2 separate regions of the Mus musculus genome follow, and region 1 is linked to region 2. A link is a loop called in an ENCODE intact Hi-C map of the cell type or tissue named here. Cell type or tissue: heart. All regions are shown on one strand.

What was found. Hi-C counts contacts between places; a loop is a spot of excess contacts. Peaks named below come from ENCODE experiments on the same cell type or tissue, not always from the same donor. Only the 100,000 strongest peaks of a DNase experiment are listed, where the experiment ranks them.
Region 1: it touches region 2 in a loop (4-fold over the local background); 7 of 42 quality-filtered maps call a loop at or near these places.

The regions. Positions count from the first base shown.
Region 1 is chr10:50,901,128-50,903,627 of GRCm38, reverse strand. The region is part of intron 1 of Sim1 (single-minded family bHLH transcription factor 1); the gene reads right to left. Among named protein-coding and RNA genes, the nearest start is that of Sim1, 6.7 kb to the right of the region's middle. In heart, no CTCF peak of the experiment used is centred here; no DNase peak of the experiment used is centred here; H3K4me3 peaks cover 496 bases; H3K27me3 peaks cover 2,306 bases.
Region 2 is chr10:50,697,804-50,700,303 of GRCm38, reverse strand. Ascc3 (activating signal cointegrator 1 complex subunit 3) reads right to left here. Exons shown (of 42, transcript NM_198007.2): 15 at 173-364. Among named protein-coding and RNA genes, the nearest start is that of Ascc3, 110 kb to the right of the region's middle. In heart, a CTCF peak has its summit at 1,083 (motif pointing left); no DNase peak of the experiment used is centred here.

The sequences.
Region 1 (2,500 bases), 200 kb before region 2:
CCCCTTAGGCTCAAATGGGGTCTTTCTGGGTGTTTGCACACCTAAATAAATCTAACGATTTCCGCACTGCTCTGCAAATACTGCGGCTCCGCTCCTGCGACTGCCCCTCCCTCCATCGCGCCGCGTGATCCTTCCTGACGCCCCAGCACGCCCAGCTCTCCTCCCCGAGTGACACTGTGATTCTGGCCCCAGTTATCAGGGTGAGCCAGTAAGTACTGAAGGGTCGGGTCTCAGCCACCTATACACACCCCTTCGTGTTGCCGCCTCCCTTCCTCCCCTCCCAACTCATCCTCCTGAATTTCGGCTCCTATCCAGAAGAAGTAGCTGGACTTGGCCACCCTAAAGAAAAGAGAAAAGAAAGACCTTGCTGAGAGTGCCGAGGACTCGGTTGGCGTCGACCTTGGGGCCCCGCAGAGCCCAGAAAACCAGAAGCTTCTTGGGATCAGAGGGCAGGACATTCCCGCTGGTCCTCTAGAGATCTGAGGGCTGCGGTTGTCTGGGACTAGTCCTAGTCGCCCCTCAAGCTAGCGAAACCTGTGTTTTAGGCAAACAAACGTCTTTAATAGAAAAATTTGAGGGTCACCTGAAGCCGCCTGCAAATCACCGAGTGGGGTCGCAGGGTTGGAGGTTGGCGGGGGCGTGTAAAAAGATCCTGCCTAAGAACTCTAGATGCCTGCTTTGCTCTGCCGGGTTGCGCCCTCATTAGCATGCGCCTACGAGGGAAAACAAGACTTGCCCACAGGTTAATAAGCAGCCCGAGCGGGTGCTAGCTAACAGGGGAGTTCCTCTCTCTACTCTGCGCCCCCCTCACACCTGGGAGGAAACTTGTTTTCACAGAGGCTGCGTTCCCTTTTGTAGGCAGAGGAAACTTGTCACACGGTTGAGTCTGGGTTAATGTTTTATGAGGAACTGACTGGGCGGCTCTACCGGTGGATCTCACCAAGGGAGGAGCTCACCCTCCAAAATGTGAGGACACCCCCCCCCCAAAAAAAATCAGATTAAGGTTCTCATTTCCCAAAGTCTTAAAGTGCTGCCAAGGACCCTCTCACCTCTTTGCTTCGATGAAGCGCCCCAGCACCCAGTTTCAGTGGGCAAGGGGTGGGGTGGGGGGGGGGGGAGCTGAGATTTCGTTTCTGCACTTGACCTACCGCAGAAAATTCGCAAATCCTTTGATTGTCTGTTTAAAATGAGGAGGAACCAGCTCCTTTTGCGGCAGGATTACAGTGAGAACACGATCTAAAGATTCCCTTGTAACTCGGTGAGGCAGAGGGAACAGGGTTTTGCAAAGGAGAAAAGGCTCTCTGTGAGGGAGGCGATAACTAAATCAGGTTTCAGACAAAAGGATTTTCCCCAGCTAAAGTGGCTGAAGACAAAGGAAAACATAATCTATTTTGGAAGATTTCCAAGATATGCCACATTAACCTCAGCAGATAAATTTTACTTCTCTCAGGCCCCTCACTTTCCTTAAAATCTGGTTTATCATATTTACATAAGTAGTATTAGAAGGGGTGTATCTATTATGAATCTAAAGGGCTAGCTCACATTTCATGTGAATACCCAAGCAAGTTTCTCTGTTGCTTTACCCTTGGTGCACGGTTGAGCCATTTCCATTTAAATACCCCCTGACCCAAGGATTACCTCAATGGACTGACTGCGCGGGTTTTGTAATTTCCTGAAAATGAGATTTCGATTTATAAAACAAGAAACCAATTAGTAACCAAATGAGGCGAAGTAGATCCACTAAAATTGACCTAATCCCACAGGCACCATTTAGGCCCGTTCTTGGTGAATGAATGATGAGCCCCAGTCTAGCGCGCGCTCAAAGCATCATCCAGCTGTGTTATTGCAGGCAGCAAAAATAAATTGATCGGGCTTTTTCTTCGAATGAATTTCATGCCCTTGACAAAATACAGATTACAGGCCAGGCATCCACCGCCTCCTTTGCTGGCTAGAAAGAGAAGAGCTTGTTGTAGTGGCCCCTTCTTTCTTTCCTCCCTTATTAGCACGGCGTCTCCATAAAAATGTGTCCTCTCCACAATGCCTAGTGTGTCTCGGAGGCAATAGGGAGGTTTCCTGTGACCCGTCTACAACCGAAGACAAGGGTGATACAAGCCCTTCCAAGCCCTCCTTCTAACTTAAGGTCCCCAGAGGCTAGTGGTTGCTACTTAGGCGGAGTGCGTGAAAAAGAAAATCTGAAACCCCAAATACCACGTGTGTGCGCCAGGGCTAAAAGTCCTGCGCTGGCATTCCTGGGGCTGTGGCATCAAGGAGCCTCTGGGTTCTCGTTTGTCATGGCCAAACAGCGGAGCTCTCTGGGGGAGAGAAGGGCAGGGAATGGGTGCCCTGCGTCGCGCCAACTCCTGGTACAGTTCCAGGGCAGAGCACTTTGTTCATCAACAAGGCGCATCAGGGTCTCCGCTAGCCCTAGAAACTGTCCCAGGTCACTGCTTGAGACGGAGCTCACAAAGGCTCCTGCGATCTACCTCGGCAAGGCCTGCGC
Region 2 (2,500 bases):
GATAGAGTTAAATTCTTTAATATAAACTAGACTTTTACCGGAGAAAATAATTCTGGCTAAAACAACATTCAGTCAATGAAACAGACAAATGACAAAATTTTTCTAACTAAATCAATTCAGGAGCTTGCTTTGACAGACACAAATCCATGTGCAAAGGGAGGTAAGCTCCTACCTTAATAACCACGGCATGTGCAGGAAGATTGACACCCCAGGCTAATGTGGCTGTACAGACTAGGACTTTGATATGCCCATTTGAAAACAAATTTTCAACCAAATTTCTGTCTTGCCGAAGCATCCCGGCATGATGAATGCTAAAGCCATCGGAGAATAATTCTCGCACTTGCTTATTTCTTGACTTTTGTACCTAGAAATTAAAAAAAAAAACCATAAAAGGCAGTTAATTATCACTTAACAGCAATTGCTATACCTTATACATGCTGAATGAGTTTATCAAAGAAAGCAAAATTATTTTAATGTTTCCTAAGGTATAACTTGGTAACAGTGATTTATACAAATATCATCTTGTGTCTTAAAATTTTGGAGGAAGCCCACAGTGTTCATCTACAGCTGTGTTCATGTTGCTCTTTGGTAGGAAGATATTGGATCACATTTCCTCCACAACCATACATCTACTTTGAATGCACTAAGTTCCTTGTTAGTATCTATTCTTCAGACTGGTTTGAACTTGTGGGCTCTGCATAAGTTTACACCAAAGACTGTATAAACTAACTGATGAAACTCACTAAAGTATTTTTTATGAAATTGGAGGTGTTAGTGTAATACTTTTGAAAGATGTTTAATAATAATACCTTTTGGGGGGATCTTATATCTTTATTATTGTTTTGGAAAAAGTCTTATTGTCAATAAGAGCTTATTTTTGAGTAATTTTTCAATATATGACTATATCAGGGAATGAGAGGTCAGGAAGCTGGGGTTCTAATCCAGGCTTTGCCATAATGATTGCATCGTGGGTCACTTACATCTTTTTCTAATTTCTAGGCAATCAACTAAAGAAAAGATCACTTCATAAATTCTGCTTATAGGTTGGGTATAATAAATTAGTAAACTGCACCACCTAGTGGCCAACAAAATAAATGACAACTTACACAATCCCAAAGACAATATACACCTAACAAAATGCAAATATACTCTTAATTTATATTTGTGTAGAAAACATTGCAAACTTTATGTGTAACTAAAGATTTATGGTTTGAATTTGCAATGTCTACCACAGGCCATGTTCAGAGTACTTGGACCATATCTGTGACACTACTGGAAAGTAATGGAGCATTTATGAGATGGAGCTGATCAGTGTCCGCGGGCCTTTAAGAGCATTAGTTTGGTCCCCTAGTCCAGGCCACTGCCATATAAGGAATTTCTGTTGCACACTCCAGTTTCCCTTAACCTCGTGATCCCTTCCCTATTATTATGGCCTACAACTCTTTGAAACAGAGCTGAAATATATCTTTCCTCCCACAAGTTATTTTTGGCATGTATCTATCTGGTCACAGAGATGTCAAGTAATAAATGTACTATACTGGAATCACATTGCCTTTTTTGTTTAGAGCTGAGATATTATTTTTAATTTTACGAAGCATCTATTATGAATATCAAAGACCATGGAAGTATTCGATAAGAGGTAACAGAGTTCCTTCTGAAGCCAAAATAGGAGGGAGGCCACTTGACCAATTCCACTTCTCTAACATTAAGACACAAGCACTCAGAGCACTCAGAGCACTCAGAGCTAACCGTCAGTGCAACTGTACTGAAGGATGCTGCCTGCTTCTGCTGAGCCTGCCTGTAGAGTGCCTGTACTAGAATAGCCAGACACACTTGTTATCAATGTAGAGTCCAGTGACAAACCTGAGTTAGGACAACGATAATACACGTTGTCTCACACACACACACACACACACACACACACTCTTTGCTTTTTTTTATTCTGGAACAGATTGCTAAGAATTTATAAAAATTAAATTGAAAAGTAAATATAATTTTAATTTCATTTTAAGTCATCAGTTTGCTGCCTAACATTATGTAATAGATTCATAGCTCAGCAATATATGTGAGTGCACACCACTGTGCAATTTCATGACATTGAACTTACAGCTCTTGTTAAATTATGCCATTCTTCTGCATAAAGTGGACAGCTCATTGTCACTTTAAGTTTCTCTGGCTTCTTTTTTTAAAACAACATTTTAACTGAAATGCATTCATAGAATATAGTACTGGGGTTAAAAAGATATTTCCTGGGGCTGGTGAGATGGCTCAGTGGTTAAGAGCACCTCCCAGTGCTCCCAGGGACTAGACTACCAACCAAGGAGTGTACAGGGAGGGAATCCATGGCTCCAGATAGATATGATGGCCTTGTCTGAAATCTGTGGGAGAGGAAGCCCTATGGAGGTTTGATGCCCCAGTGTAGGGGGATGCTGGAGTGGTGGGTAGGTGGGGAGTACCCTCATAGAGGCAAAGGGGAAGGAGGGGAGGACAGATGTTAAAT